2 separate regions of the Mus musculus genome follow, and region 2 is linked to region 1. The links are chromatin loops, found by intact Hi-C in ENCODE. Cell type or tissue: gastrocnemius. All regions are shown on one strand. Each heading gives the region's core, and the rest is flanking DNA. Links, peaks and the distances in the headings are about the cores only.

Region 1 (8,055 bases), core at 1,889-6,888:
TACCAGTGTGTGGCTGGTTAGCTGGTGCCGGCAAACAGACATTGGGGAGGGGGAGAGGCCACTGACACAAAACATCACACACCCTTGCATCACAACAGTATTTATTGAAACACAGATGGGGTCAACCCAGAAGGCGAGGCACCCAGACAGAAAGTGGCCATAGTCCCCATCCCACCAGCTCTCCCTTGGACAGTTCCCAAGCAGGGGAGGCCTGCAACAGTATGGGGGTCTTTGAAATGTGCAAAGGCTTCTTGAACAGCAAGACCTGTTCAAAGCCCCCTAGCCAGGGGCTGTAGGTAGTAGGCCTCCCCAGAGAGCAGACTATTTCCTGGGAGGTAACCCAAGAAGTGTGATTAGAGTAGTTTGCCCCAAAGGAAGGCACAGCTAAGGAGATTAGTAAACCCAACCAACTAAAGGCATATGCTTGCTGCCCCTGTACCTGGGGACAGAAGTGGGAGCTGCTTGGGAAGGGTTCCCTCTGGTTCTTGTTTTGGGGGGCATGGCTGGGTGGTTAGGATCATGCCTTGACCCAGGAAGGCCACACTTTATTGTCCAGTCAGCCTGGGTGACTGGTAGTGTCCCGGAGAGCTTGGCGAATAATACAAATCATTTACAAGTATCTGAAGACAGGTTGGGGTTAAGGGAAGGGTTGGGAATGACCTTCTAAAGTGAAGCCAGAGGAGAACTGGGAGACAACTCCCTAAAAGGAGAAGGCAGAGGAGAGTGGCCCTGAACTCTTTCCTCTCACAGAAACATCTGGAAGATTCTGGAAGCAAGCACACATTTTCCATTCACACACCACTCCACTCTGGGGCAGACAGGTGGCTCATTTGGAGGACCTGTCACTAAGCGAAGCGCACTGAGCGGCTGCTCCCACAGGTAAAGCTGGAGGCGCGGGGCTGGCAAGGAGAGCAGGAGTCAGGGGCCATCACTGTGATGCTGCCCCCAGTGACAGAGGGTCCAGAGACAATCTGGCGCCCTGGGGTTGTGCCATAGGTGAGGCCCCCACATGTGACTCCTCCACGGGAGCTGCTGACACCTGTGGGAAGAGGAACAGGGAGGGGTGAGGGGCTTGCTGGGGTGTCATTCACCCACCAAAAGTCCCTGAGGGCTTCACATACAGGGCCTGCCTCCTCCTCAAGGGGTCAGTGGTTAACATGACAGGTTCTGTTTTTTCAACCCCTAGACCCCTCTCCCTGGGTTGAAATTCCTGGTGACCACCAGTAAGGTGGCACTCAACTTTTGGATACCCTTTCCCATCCCCAGAAGTCCTAAAAGAAGATCCTGGAGAAGAGGAAGTTGGGGAACATTGGAGGTTCAGTGGGGTAGCCTTGTGATTAGTTTTGCCCATTTCCAAAGTAATTTTTATAGAAGGCATTTTCCAACAGATACTTACAGACATTCACAGAGCCCACACCCTCGCAGAGCCTAGGGGGAAAGAAAGTGCCATTAGTTCCAAGCAGTGAACTGGATTCCTTGAGACATTTGCCTTGTAAGAGATAGGGTCAGCTTTTGTTCTAGGTAGACTCTATTTCATGAAAGGCAGGAAGGGCTTTCCGAAATATTCTCTCTTCCTTCCTTCCTTCCTTCCTCCCTTCCTTCCTTCCTTCCTTCCTTCCTTCCTTCCTTCCTTCCTTTCTTTCTCTCTCTTTCTTTCTCTCTTTCTTTCTCTCTCCCTCCCTCTCTTCCTTCTTTCCTTCCTTCCTTCCTTTCTCTCTCTTTCTTTCTCTCTTTCTTTCTCTCTTTCTTTCTCTCTTTTCTCCTCCTCCTCCTCTTTCTCCTCTTTCTCCTCTTTCTCCTCTTTCTCCTCTTTCTCCTCCTCCTCCTCTTCCTCCTCCTCCTCCTCTTCTTCTTCTTCTTTCTCCTCCTCCTCCTCCTCCTCCTCCTCCTCCTCCTCCTCCTCCTCCTCCTCCTCCTCCTCCTCCTCCTCCTCCTCCTCTTCTTCTTCTTCTTCTTCTTCTTCTTCTTCTTCTTCTTCTTCTTCTTCTTCTTCTTCTAAAAAAACTTTGCTGGTTACACTTAGACTATGCGCCCAATTCTGTGCCAAATGCTCCTGGCTGGGACAGCTCTTTAAGGGGATTCTTCCTCCCCTCCCTGATATCTTTTTTAATATTTAAAGATCTGGAAAGGTGTTAGAGACTCAGTATAGCAGATATAGGGGCCAGAGAAATAGAGAGCAGCTGGAGGAGTAACCATTTCTCCTTGGGACATCACAAGCTACTCTCGCATCTGCTGGCTAAGCTGCCTCCTGCTCTGTCCCCACTTCCTTCTCATGGTGTTCCTTCCCAGAACTCCAAGAGACTCCATTCTCTCCCAAGGAGTTCTCACATGCTGCTCCCCCCATACTCTCCCCAACCTCCATCCTCAAATCCTTCCAGCATGGCTTCCTGGTCCTGCAGCTGCTCAGCAGAGCCTCTAGTCTCAGAACTGGCCACATTATCAGTTCTGAATGGTTTGCTTTCTTCTTTAGCAGTAGAAACATCTTCTACATCTCAGGAGGAAGAACTATAAAGCCATAAAATCATTCCTGGGTGTCCTCAGGAGATTGGCTCAGGAACTCTGAGCATAACAAAGGGCACCCAAGGACAGTTGAGACCTTCTACAAGCTGTGTAGAATTTGTGTGGAGACAACACAACCATTTTGAGTGGGACACGTGTTCAGCTTGAGTGGAGTTTGCTGTGTTTGGTTGAACTACAGACCCAGAAAACAGCTGTGCATTTCACCTTGTATTTAGTGAGAGAACAGACAAGCTGTGTCATGGGTCTCCCTGCTGATGCCCCCAGTCCCTAAGTCTCAACTCAGGAGACCCACACATCACAGGTTAGGCTGGACTGTGGCACTTACCTCTAATGTCCCTGTGACTCCTTATGTCACCTAGACTCTGAAGAGCAGGTGACAAGGCCTTTTTCTGCCTGTCCTTTTGCTTCTTCACATGTCTCCTTCCTGTGACCTCAGCACCCATGCTGGCCCTTGAAAGTGACAAGCACACACCCGTCTCAGAGCTTCCAAGTGGGTGTCTTTTCTGTTCATTGTTCTCTCATCCACAAGGCTTGCTCCATTGGTGCTTGTGGGTCTTTTGTGCAAATGTCATCTTTCAGATTCTTCTTCTTTCAAAAATGGTAACCTGCCCTCCTACCCTAAGGCTGTCTCCATCCGGCTTACCTTGCTCTAATCTCTCTCTCTCTCTCTCTCTCTCTCTCTCTCTCTCTCTCTCTCTCTCTCTCTCGTGTGTATGTGGTGTGTGTGTGTGTGTGTGTGTGTGTGTGTGTGTGTAGTAACACACACCCATGTGGGAGCCTGTGGAGGCCAGGGATTAACTTCAGTTATCTTCCTCAACTGTTCTACATCTTATTTTCTGAGACAGGGTCTCTTCACTGAACCAAAGCTCTCTTTTTTAGGTTGGTGAGCTCTGTAAATTTACCTGTCCTTGCCCCATTGCCTTGGGGTTAGAGATGTTCATGACTGCACCGTGGCTTTTACATGGGTGAAGAAGATCCAAACTTAGGTCTTTGTGTCCACATGACAAACACTTGACTCATTCATTGAGTTGTCTGACAGACTATGATCTACTTTTAAAATATGTTTTAGAGTTTAAACCCTCTATTGCACTGTATAATCCATGCATCTTACATAGCCACCATTGTGTGTTTATCGCCTCATCCCAAAATAAGCCAAAAGGGTACAGGCATTTTGTCTGCCATTGGTAGGTTCCTAGCACTTACAACTGCTCTGAGAATTCAGTGTTGGCTGACTATATATGTGTATAAATGAACAGCTTTCTCAAATATTTGAAGGAGGGCAGAAAATGCCACATTTGTACAGCTGTAGACTTCCAACCCGGAGGACCACTCCAGGTTTGAAAACTGCTGGACTTAGAACCTTATATGGCTCTTTCTTGCCCCAGAGTGATGTGAGTATCCTCTGGGAAAAAAGACTGTAGGGTACAGGAGTTTGAAAAGATAGCCACGGTTGGCGAGAGGGAGAGATAGGATTCTTCTGCAAAGTTTTTTTTTGATCATTGCAATGTTTGGTTCCTAAATAAAATTTTGGAGGGGAAAAATGATTTTAAAAGATGTTCAAGTTTCCTGCCACTTGCCTTGGATTTTCTAGCATGAACCTCTGGAGCTAGTGGCCAGCAGAGGGCAGCAAATGCCTTCAGTTGGCCTTCCTAAAGCCTGAGGAAGAGCAGGGAAGGCAAAGGAGGTGTCTGGAGTTGCCCAAGATGTCAACTCTTTGGGAACTGAAGCTGTCCACAGATTTGTGTGCCCACATGGCATTCACCTTGGATAAAAATGCAGTAGTGGGTTTCTGTCTCTATTTGTGAGTCACTAATAATAATAATAAGAAGAATGCAGATGCATCTATTGAAGCAACATGAAGGCTTTCTTGTGCAGCACCTACTGAGTGCCAAGTAAGGCCAGCTAAGTGCTTCAGGTGCACTGTGGCATGAGCTTGACCTCCACAAACTCTTGGAGGTTGGAAATAGGTCTCCAGTCTACCCACAAGACAAGTGGCTCATTAGTGTTCAGGGTCAGGCAAGCACGTGCCCCTGTGTAGGAGTTTAACCTCTTGGACCTTGGGTTTGCTTCTGTTGATGGAAGCAGAAGAGGGGAGCTCCTGGCACAATAATGGATGGACCATGTGTATCACAACCAATTACTAATGTGGGTCTGTTTAAGTCTATGACTCTATTTATTTATTTTCATTTTGGTCTTCCGGATGTTTGCCTTCTATCACCTCTTTTTTGTTTTCTTTAGATTCCTTGAATATTTAAAAATGTTCTTTTAGGGGTTGGTGAGATGACTCAGTGGCTTGCTGTAAAGACTGGTGACCTCAGTTTGATCCCCAGAACCCAAGTCTATGTAAAGGTTAGGGAGAAAACAGATGGCACAAGATAGTCTTCTGACTTCCACAGTCATACCTTACCACACACACACACCATTATAATAAAGTAAAACTCAAAAAATTTACTTAAACTTAATTAGAGTCTCAATGCATATAAAAAATATTTCCCAGTCTACATAGAGCTAGAATATATATGTATGCACTACACACACACACACACACACACACACACACACACACACAGAGAGAGAGAGAGAGAGAGAGAGAGAGAGAGAGAGAGAGAGAGAGAGGATTTGTATGTAGTCTAGATTGACCTGGGAGTGTTTATATAGCTTGGGCTAGCCTCAGATTTACTTCCTAACCTCCCAAACATAAGGACTACAGGCATGTACCAGTATTCCTGGATAGAGCTAGGGCTTTATTACTTCCATCCCCACCTGCTCTGAAGTGGCTGCTGTTTTGTTTTCAACAGTTGTGCACTTTTCAGAGTCTATAAAGGAGTCTATAAAGGAGTGTCTAACATCTGTTGGATACATTGTGTCCATTCCTGCATTGCTACAGAAGGCAAGACAGTCTCTTACATCTAGTTAGATACTTTGTATCCTTCACTCTGCTACATGAAGAAAGTCAGTGTCTTACATCTAATTGGATACTTTGTGTTCTTCATCCCTGCACTGCACGTTTCCCAGTTCCCCAAGGTGTCCCCCCCCTTTACTTTGAGGGGCTTGCTTACAAAGCATACCTGTCTTTTATCCCCCCTGCCTTTGCTTCAGAAGGATGTGCTTGCTGGCTATGGAGTCTTGAACTTGCAGGGCCAAGATAAAGCTCAGTGGAAGAGGCTTAGCCAGGTCACACCAGGCTCTGGGTTCCAGCTCTGGTACCACACACATAGAAACATCACCAAACAAATAGGCACCTGAAGTCCTTTTCCTACTTGGCCCTTGGGAGTTGCAGTTCGCTGCCTCACAGCCTTCTGTGCTTCTGATGAGAACTCTGCTAATGCTGATTTGAATTATTGCTCCCATGTGCAATGTGATACTTTTTCCAGCCTAATATTTCCCAGTTCTTTTTTCCTTTGTTCTTCCTAGTGGATAATGACTATTATTCTGTCTCCAGCACACTGAGTCTTTCCTGTCCATTCTTCTCTGTTCTCACATTCCAAATATTCTACTTTCCAGTTCTAAAAGATCTACTTGGGTTTGTCTCTATCATTTGTTCTCTAGTGCTGAGAAAATCTCTTTCTCTGTTTCTCTCTCCTCCCTCCCCCTTTCTTTCTTTATTGAGGATTGAGTCTAGTCCCTTGAATATGCTGGGCAAATGCTCTATCACTGATCTATGTCTCATCCCCTTTTAAGCTTTCTGTTTTGAGGCAGGGTCTTGGAGTATCTAACTTCAAATCTCCAAAGTCACTTAGGCTGGCCTTGAACTCAGTCTGTAACCAATAGAGACCTTGGATTAAGTTTGTAATTTTCCACCTCAACCAGAATGCTGAGATTATAGGTCTGAACTACAATATCCAATTTACTCTCTTAGTCATTTCTGATGTGTGTCTCTTTACCTTATAGAGCATGGTTACAGTAGTGTTTCATAGTCTCTGGGTGATGACCTTCACAGGCATATCATTGGTGATGAGTATCTGTTGACTATCCCTCCCTGTGGGAAGTGCTTGTGTTTTCTTGACTCCTTGAACATTAAAATGACTTTAGTACAGAGAGAGAGAGAGAGAGAGAGAGAGAGAGAGAGAGAGAGAGAGAGAGAGAGAGACACGGAGGGAGGGGGAGGGGAGAGGGAGGGGAAGGGGGAGGGGAGAGGGAGGGGAGAGGGAGAGGGAGAGGGAGAGGGAGAGGGAGAGGGAGAGGGAGAGGGAGAGGGAGAGGGAGAGGGAGAGGGAGAGGGAGAGGGAGAGGGAGAGGGAGAGGGAGAGGGAGAGAGATATTGGTGCTGTGTTGACTTGGTGTCCTGATACAATCCTTTGGGAAGGTTCAAATTTGGTTTGGTTTGGTTTTAGTGAGGAATCAGCCCTGTCAGCAGTTTCAGGGTGCGTACTCCAGCCCTCTTGGAGGGGTGGTGGTGGCCAAAGGCCACTGACTTTCCCAAGCATGTGCTGACTGCTTTGTGGCTGTTCTGTGGTATCACTCAGGGCTTTGCTAGAAATGTGGGCAGGACATAGGTCTAACTTCAAATCTCCAAGTCCTTGGAATATGGCTCTGGGTTTGCATGCCAGTGAAGTTCAAGGAGAGCCCAGGATGTGGGTGTACTTGCTCACACAGGCATTTCCTTCTCCAGTTTCCCAGTTTGACCCCACCTAACCTTCTCAGGAACGTCTTTTCCTGGTTCCTCATGCCAGAGCCACCAAACCTCTCAGGGTTTTCACCACAACCCTGCTACAAAGTCCTGCCCAGCCCTGCAGGGCTGGGCCCTAATGCAAAGCCACAAGAGAGAACAGACCATGGACTTTGTTTCTGTATTTTCCAACCCGTACGTGTCTCTATCCTTTTGTATTTAGGTGGGAAGGCTTTTCATGAGGCTCTTAGCTATCCAAGCTGATACTTTTCCACTCCATAGCTGAGGCCCACCCAAAGCTCAATGTCTCTGGAAGGAAGAGAGAATAAAGATTTGGTTGCTTCTTGAATTCTTGCATTCTGCCATGATCTGCCTGGTTCTGTTTACTTTTCAGAAAACTCCAATATTTGAATTTATCTAGACTGTTAAACTTTATTGTATTAGTATTTTTTTAAAAAATCCACTTTATATCTCAGGATTGCATGTAGGGCTTTACTTGTGCAAAGATCAAACTCTGCCACAGAGTTACACCCTCAGCCCCTGGGCTTGTTTTCCACAGGATCCTTCTGGCTGCTGTTTTGCAAGGAGAATGCCTGAGCACCCGTTCCCTCTGGAAGGCAGCAATAGGGGACAGTGTTGGCAATCTTTGGAGGCAAAGTTAAATTTTTTCAAGGGCTAAAATGTTTCTTATTTTGTAGCATTTATTTTTCTTAACTCTTTACTATTCTAAGGCCTGAAACAGCTGGCTTCAAGAGACTAACACCTGCTGTTTAACAGCAATTAGGTTAAGTAAAGGATTTATTGTTAGGGCTCCTTTCTCTGGCCAGTTGAGAGAACCAGAGTGAAAAGAAAGAAAGGGAGAATTTAAGCACACACACACACACCCTGACCAGACCCAACCACTTGTATTATCAACTCCACAGTAT
Region 2 (8,055 bases), core at 1,146-6,145, 180 kb before region 1:
AAGAGCACTCAGTGCTCTTAACCACTGAGCCATCTCTCCAGCCCAGCCTCTCCCTTTTTTAAATTAAAAGATTTCTATTATATTTATCATTGTTGTTATTGTTAGTGTGTGTGTGTATGTAGCTCAGGAGATACATTTTGGGAGTTGTTTTTTCCTCCCACCATGGGCTTTAGGACTTGAGGCTCCATCTTGCTGGCCTAGATTGCTCAGCATTTTGAAATACAGTTGCCAGATGTCGGGGGTTGGGTGGGAGGTGGGGGTGGAAGGGTGGGTGGGGTAGAGGGATGGGGGATGGGGGTAAGAAACCCATGAGAACCAAGGCCACAGGATTGGGGGATATCAAGGGTGTGTGTGTGTGTGTGTGTGTGTATGTGTGTATCCATGCACACATGCATGGGAGAATATGTAGACCTCTGTGTGTGTGAATGGGAAACTGGGAAGGCCCAGGGCTGAGGTGCTGGCTGATCGCTTATAAAGTTCTCTTTGTTCACACAGAGTTTGGATCTGCTTATCTGAGAGGTGTTGGAGGGTCTAGGGCCAGGACCCAAAGGACCTATGGGGAAGACCTGTCAGGGTTGTGTGTGAGGGTGGGGGAAGGAGGAGCCTCACTAGTGAGTTTGAAGTGGATGAGGGTCAGGGATCAGTACTGGCCGCCTCCTGGGCAAAAGGTTTCCCTGAGCCATAGTAGGGTAGTGGAGACATCGTGGCTAGTGTGGTGGGTGAGTAGGGGGCAGTGAGGGTGGAGACTAAGAACCTTGGCAGGTAAGAGGGTAGAGGTCAAGGAATGCCTTTGTAAGCTCCTGTATTCATCCTTCCCACCTCCCGACCAGCAGGAACTGTCTAATGAGTGATTGATGAGGGTGGTGGGACCAGGGGAGGCTCTCTGGGACTGGGGTACAGGTAGCATCCTCCTTCTTGTGCTGAGACTCTCAGGTCCATAGCAGCCTGCAAGGGGAGGTTCCATTTCAGCTTTGGGAAGCTCCTTCCTTGTCCCGGGCGCGGTGCCCTGGAATGCTGTGCTCAGATGTGGCGGCACCGCCCGCGTCGCGTCCAGTCCCGTCCTGTCCCGTCCCATCTTGCCCAGTCTGGGCCGCCCTGAGCAGCCTCCCTGCCCAGGCACGCGGACCACCGCAGGTGGATACCAGGTGTCTACAGGAACAGAGGTTGCAAGCTCCGCCCCGGGACCTGCCCTCTGCCATGCCCCCACAGGGGTACCTGAGGCTTAGCACCCCGACTCTGTCAGGGTCTCTGGCTCACTGTTTTAGTTGGTGGCTTCTCTATGGGAAGGAATCCTGGAGGCATGAGTCATGCCCTTACTGCTTTTGAAGCCTCCCATATTTCCGGCCTCAGTTTCTTCCTGTTAAGAGGGTCACGATCCTGGCTGCGGTTGTGCTAATCAGGAGAAAAAAGGCTTGTCTGTGCTTCCGTCCATGCTCAGCTCCTTACAAAGGGTCCTTTCGTAGTGTCTTAATCCTCCTTCCTTCCGTGGGCTGTGGTTTTCAGGCTGGGGGTAGAGAACTGGACTGTATTGAAACAGAAACCTTGGTCTGTGCTGGTAAGCTGGTCTGGCCTTTCCTATCTGGAGGCTCTAAAAGGAAGCTGGGAGCAGGCTAGAGGGGCCTGAGGAATGCTTACCCAGGCCCCTGCTTTTCTCTGCTCTTGGCCTGCAGGGCTGAGCCAGAGTGGCTATGGGCAGGCACCCACCAGGCCTTTGGAGGTAGAGACTCAAACTAAAGAGCAATCTTAGGTAGCATAGTGTGGTGGCCAGAGGGGAGCACAAATGTTATCTTCATTTGACAGCTGGGTAAACTGAGGCTGGAGTTCCTCCAGGTAGGGGCCTGAACTAGATCCTGTGCCAGTACTGTTCCCTATTTCTGTCTCCCATGGTAGGCAGGTGTAATGTCATTACCCAGATCCATGGCTGGCTGCGATAATGCTTCCCCCTGATCCACCAACCTGCTGGGAAGTTCCAGAAGGGACTCTGTTATTTCTCAGGTTGGCCCTGGAGAGCTGCTCCTTCCAGGAGAGGGAGTTCCATGAATTTAGGGTACATGGCCCCTCTCCCCATTTTTCTCCCATTTCACCAGCTGGGCAGTGTACTTAACAAAGCTCAGAGGGAGAGGTCTACCTTTGTCTGCTAATGGGGTTTGGTCAGCCTGCTTCTACTGCTTCTAAGCTGTGTGGCTTAGGCCCTTTCTCTGCCTGGCCTTCAGATTCTCTCTTAAGATGAGCAGGCAGGGTACACTCATGGTTCTGGGATGTCACCCCTCGAAGGAGGGCTGTGCCCTAGAGTTAAGGTGAGGTTGCCCAGTTAAGGTGAGGTGGCCTTGCTCATTTATAGAGGGAGATGGACCAATGAGGGTAGTACTGGCTATCTTGTGGTCCGTTTACTTCAGAGGACAGATGAAGAGGTGCTGGGCATGCCATCATGCCTGTCAGAGCATTAGGGGAGGGTCTCCGACAAGTCATTTGGGACCTGGTGTGTTGGGAGTGTTGTGACTGATATAAAGCCTCCAGGGGGTGGCCTTGAAGCCCCATAGACCTTGTGACTGGCTTGATGGCTCTGTGGCTCTGTGTCAGCACATGAACCATGGTCCTTTTCCTCTTGACACAGGACAAAGAACTCCTTTCCTCTGCCATAGGCCATAGGGTATTGGGAGGATATGTGCTTGGACCCCAGAGCTTTGCTTCAACAGAGCTATGGTCTTAGCATATGCAGCTTGTGCAAACAGGGAGGGGGTGAGCAGGCCGTAGAGTCCTCAGGAGAACCCTATGCTCCCCAAGTCTCACACCAAGGCCACAATGTATCCTAGGCTCCCCAAGTCTCACGCCAAGGCCACAATGTATCAAAGTAAAGCCTTTTGTGGCCTAGGGATTAAATGATCCCTAAGCTGTCTAGTTTGCACTCCTTGTCTGTGACCAAGAGGAAGTGGAGGCAGCAGGAATGCTAGAATCCAGCCAGGTCCTGTCCCAACAGGCACCAGAGGGTTGGGCTTCATGGGCTCTAAGCACAGCGGTAGCTAAGCAGCCTCAATAAACAGTGGAAACACACAAGTGCCCCCAGTGTGTGCGTGCTCCTGGTCACGTGTATACCTAGGTTGAGGCCACAGTGTTTCAAATCATAGATAGGGACCATTCTTGTCCCTTTCCAATCCTGTCACAAACAGGCCTGGGATGTGTTCTGTCAGTCACAGAACATTTGTGCTGTACCTGGCCAACCACACACATTATCCTCTTCAGTCCCTATAGCCCTGGATGCAGGTAACCTTAGTACCCATTTTCAAAGATGGGGAAACTGAGACTCTGAAAGTTGTACAAGCCCAAGGGCAAGGGCAAGGGCAAAATCAGGCTTCAAATTTAGTTCCGTCTCACTGTGGAATCATTTCAGCACTTTTGGGATGTGTGCATGTGAGCAGTGACCAGGGTATGTGCACACATTTGCAGAGATGGTTGCTATGCTGGTGGCCGGTGTCTGTAGGATGCCTCCATTAAGATGTATACACTTATATGACCCATAAAGCCCAAATGCATATGTTTGTGTATGCGTGTGTATACATGTGTGCAATGCATGTCTATATTCACTAGTGCAAATGTGTGATGTGTGTGTACTGTGCCATGTGGTTCTCTCAACCTCCCTGTCAGCCCATGTGCCTTCTCTCCCTTCTTGGCTCTGGACACAAGTGGAATACCTTAATATGTTTCATGGAAGGACTATCAGGCTGGTGCCACATGGGTTTGTGACAGCCTTGTAGACGGCACAGGAGCCTTCGGGAGTCCACAGCTTGGGCAAGAAATGCCAGATGTGAAGAAGAAAGGGGGTTTCTCAACCTCCAACCAGGGACAGAGATCTGTAATAGACTCCATTAAGGAGCCCTGAACCTGGCCCCTTTATTTCTCTCTTAGGGTTCAACCTCAGAACTTGGGACAATTCTCCTATGACCCTACAGGGGGCCCAGAGTCAGGGCACCTGTGGCTCTCAGCACAGATCTCTGCCAGGCAATCCACCTCTGTACTGGAGGCAGTGGAGGGGAGAAGGGAACCCCAAATGGTGCTAAGCCTCTTCTGTGGCTCACATAAGTAGGGTGTTGTCCCAGTCCCTAAGGTAAGGGCTCACTGTTCAGTGTGCTGGTATAGATGTGACAATGGACAGCAGGGGGCGCTCGGAGCCTGCAGATTGTAGATAGAGCCACAAAGGAAGGCAGGTGAAAGGAGGGTAGGACTGGCTCTGTGCTGTGTGTGTTTGTGTTGTGTGTGTGTGTGTGTGTGTGCTGTGTATGTGTGTGTGAGAGAAAGAGAGAGAAAGACAGAGACAGAGAGAGACACAGAGAGAGAGACAAAGGGACACAGATGTGTGCGTGTGTGCGTGTGTGTGTGTGTGTGTGTGTGTGTATGTGTGTGAGAGAGAAACAGAGAGAGACAGAGAGAAAAAGGGGGAGGGGAGGGAGAGGGGGAGGGGGAAGAGGGAGGAAGAGAGAGACACAGATGTGTGTGCACGTGTGTGTATGTGTTGTGTGTGTGTGTGTGTGTGTGTGTGTGTGAAAGACAGACAGAGAGACAGAGACAGAGAGACAGAGACTGAGTGACTTCTCTGTGTCTTAGCTGTGCTGACCCTAAAGTCTGGGAGTTGGGGTGTTTGTACCTTGGCTCTGTTTGCTTTCCTTTGGGCAGAAATTAAGTGGCTACTGTGACAGCCATCAGACTCAGATATCTTAGCAGACACCCTGAAAGCTTAAAAAAAAAATGGAAGCAAGCCAGCAGAGGAGGGGTGATCTTTTATTTCTGAGCAGAGGCTCTGGCAAGGGACCTGGAGACATCACCCACATTCCTCCTAGGACAGCTGTGTAACCCTTGCCCTTTCCCCTGCAGATCCAGAGTCGGATACCTTGTCAGAATGTCATATAGCCTTTGATATTCAGCCGTGCTTTCTCTAGTCCCATGCCTTCAAGTCCAGAAAGCACCACAGGTTCTCCCTGCTCGAGCCTGCCTCCTTCAGTTCTAGGGTGACTTTCTGGGCTTCCTAATCCCCAGAGAGTGACAGGTGTTCCCCTTTCTCTTTTGTGTCTTAGCCAACCCCCCATTAGCTCTCTGTGGGAAATCCCAAGTGTGGTTTCTCCTTTAAAATGCTTTTTTATCAGCACACATTAATCATACATAACGATGGGTTTCATCACATTTTCACACATGTATTGATTTTGATTATATTTTTCTTCTCAGGTAGCTTCCCTTCCACTTCCAGATCACCTCCCCTTTTATGAGCCAGGGTTTCACTGTGTAGCCTCGGTTGGCCTGGAACTAGCTATCTAGACCAGGCTGGTCTCAACACAAAGATTGCCTCTGCCTCCCTAGTGCTGAGATGGAGGGCATGTGACATCACATCCAGGTTTATGACGGGATCTTGAGGGGCCTAATCCTATGCTGTCTCTGTGCAGGTAGCCAGTCACAGCTGGTGTGAGTTCATAAGCACAGCAGCCACGTCACGCCAGGAAGTCAGCACCTCACCCCAATTCCCCAACTTCCCCAGGCTCTTACGTTCCTTCTACTTCTTCCCCCCCCCCAAGATGTTCCCTGGGCTTCGGAAGGATGTTCCCTGGGGTCTGGATGATACAGACGTCCCATTTATGCATGGGTATCCGATGGTCATTTCTTCTCTCTGTTCTTGACCAGGCATCAATCTTCACAACTATGGCTGATCATTGCAAAAAGAAGCTTCTCTGACTAGAGTGGACAGGAGCAGTATTCTCTGGGCACAGATGTAGTTATTTAGATGGCCATTCTTGGGCACACCATGTCCATTTAGCAAACCAACAGCAATGGTTTCTCTACTAGAGTCTATGACTTCTTTGGCCACAGGCTTCTGACTGAGTTTTCGGTACCAGATGTAAATTCTCTCATGTGGAGTGGGCACCAGGTCCGATCTAGCACGGCCCCTTATTTTGTCTGGATACCAACCAAAGCACAAGAAAGAGATCAGCATGATCCCTTATTTTGTCTAAAGCAAAAGAAAGGGATCCAGGGAACAGGGGCAGTGGAGTTGCAGACAGTTGGGTGGTTTCTTGGAATGGGGTGTCCATGGGGGGTGGTGGTGATGTTACTCTAGACCTGATGCTGAGGAAGCAGATGAGCAGGGGAAGGGTTTCATGTGAGTTATACCACCGCAGCCACTGGGCGCTGTGGCAGCCATTCAGTGGATGGTGTTGGGGAGGAAACAGCGCAGGAAGGAAAGGGGCATCGGTCCTGAGTGACTCTCAGAACTGAGGTCTAAAATTGGAGCCAAGTATATGTAGGTCTGAGGCTGGCATTTAGCACTTCCAAAGACATCCCTAGCTGCTTTCTTTCTGCCTCTTTCCTGGAGGCTCCAGAGATGTGTTGGTTTTGCCTCTGCCAGGAGAGGGCAGTGGTGGCCGCTGTGCTGGTTGTCTGGGCTGGTCAACCTTTTTCTACTGGGGAGCAGCCTGGGTGACTGTGCCAGAAGGAAAGAGGAGGGGCTGGGTCATTTCTCTGGCCCTCACTTTCTCCAAATCTATCTCTGAGAATGAACAGGTAGGTTTAATCACTCCAAAGGACAGGCTACTGAGGCCTGATAGAAAGCCCATCTCATCTCCACTGGGGATTTGGGAAAGCTGGTAAGGGCTTGTGTTGGCTGTTAGCAGCATTATTAAGCAACTATTCTGTGCCAGGCACCATGCTAAATTCTTTTCTCATGCATCATATTAAAAAAAAGATTTATTTTTATTTTATGTATGTGGGTGTCTTGCCTGCACGTATTTCTGTGCATCACGGAAGCCAGAGGGTGTTTCATATTTCCCTAGAAATGGAGTTAAAGATAGCTTGTGAGCCACCTTGTGGGTGGCTCCAACCTGGGTGGGAATCCAACCTGGCTCTTTTGCTAAGATCAGCAGAGAGTGTTCTTAATCGCCACACCATCTCTCCAGCCCCCTTGCCTTGATTTGTAAAAGCTTTACAACAAATTAACAATGTAAGTATAGTTCAGCTCTCGGAGAATGCCCCAACCACTCCCCTGCCCCCATCCAGTGCCAGGACACACTCATCTCAGGTACTATGGGTGCAGCCCCTTTGGGAGGGGTGTGTTGTCCTGGGAACTCAGATAACTGACAGCTCAAGGTGCCAACTGATAGGCTGAAGACACCATACCTGGCACACTGGATGTTTTAAGCTTAAGAAGATTAGATATTGATGCCTGACATTTGGGAAGGGGTTTTGTGAAGGACCCTTTCCTGCTGTATAGCCTGTAACTGGGCACTGCGGTGGCAATGGGTCAAAACAAACAGCTTACCAATCAGCCTCATCTTCCCCTTGCTCCCTGCTCCCATAGGTCTCTGGGGGACTCATAAGCCCCCCAGGATGTCCTCTGTCATTCTGGTGTGTCAGCATGATTCCTAGAATAGCTGAAGGCCCCAACAAACAACCCAGATGGATGATAGGGGGATCTTTAGCTCCACTCCCCCCCAACCCCCGTCCCCCGCCCCTGGGCCTGTGTCAGAGACTTCATCTTCAGTGTCCTTACAACTCTGGAACGTGACTAGCCTGAGGCCCCACAAGGCAACCTTGATAGAGAGAACCTGGCACAACGGGGGCAGAGTAAGGGACATGCATGGATCCTGGCACTGCTCCGGGATCGAGTCCTTGAAGACGAAGACCCGCTTCCGCTTTCTCCGCCTCACTAAACATGCTCCGTGATGGTGCTCTCTGCATTTCTCAGCAGCTATGGCCCCTTGCTATCACCATCTATCTGCTTGCTCCTTCCACCAGAATTTGCCACGTGCCAACAGCATGCTAGACTCCCAGTAGACACCAGGCTGCAGTCTGTGCTCTTGGGCTGTATCCTGGTGAGCATTTAAGAGGCCTCCACATATTACAGAAGCTCATAGTTTTTCTTGTTCATCTCCAGGAACCCTGCTGGGGGCTGGGCAATCTGGGCTGAGCAAGGTCACTCTCTCCATCTTCCCTGTTACCTCTAATGCTCTTTTAACTTGGCTTCCCCTCTTCCGGGAACCCCCAGCGACAGACTTCGCACTGCACTGCAGCCTCCAACTC

What was found. A loop is a pair of places that touch in the nucleus more often than their neighbours do. Peaks named below come from ENCODE experiments on the same cell type or tissue, not always from the same donor. Only the 100,000 strongest peaks of a DNase experiment are listed, where the experiment ranks them.
Region 2: a loop joins it to region 1, with 5 times the contacts of the local background. A loop is called at or near these places in 20 of 42 quality-filtered maps.

Annotation. Positions count from the first base shown.
Region 1 is chr15:101,515,834-101,523,888 of GRCm38, forward strand. No RefSeq gene overlaps it. Among named protein-coding and RNA genes, the nearest start is that of Krt84, 13 kb to the right of the region's middle. In gastrocnemius, for the core only: a CTCF peak has its summit at 4,137 (motif pointing right); a DNase peak (open chromatin) is centred at 4,150.
Region 2 is chr15:101,335,584-101,343,638 of GRCm38, forward strand. No RefSeq gene overlaps it. Among named protein-coding and RNA genes, the nearest start is that of Gm35853, 19 kb to the right of the region's middle. In gastrocnemius, for the core only: a CTCF peak has its summit at 4,122 (motif pointing right); a DNase peak (open chromatin) is centred at 4,156; H3K4me3 peaks cover 304 bases; H3K27ac peaks cover 2,684 bases.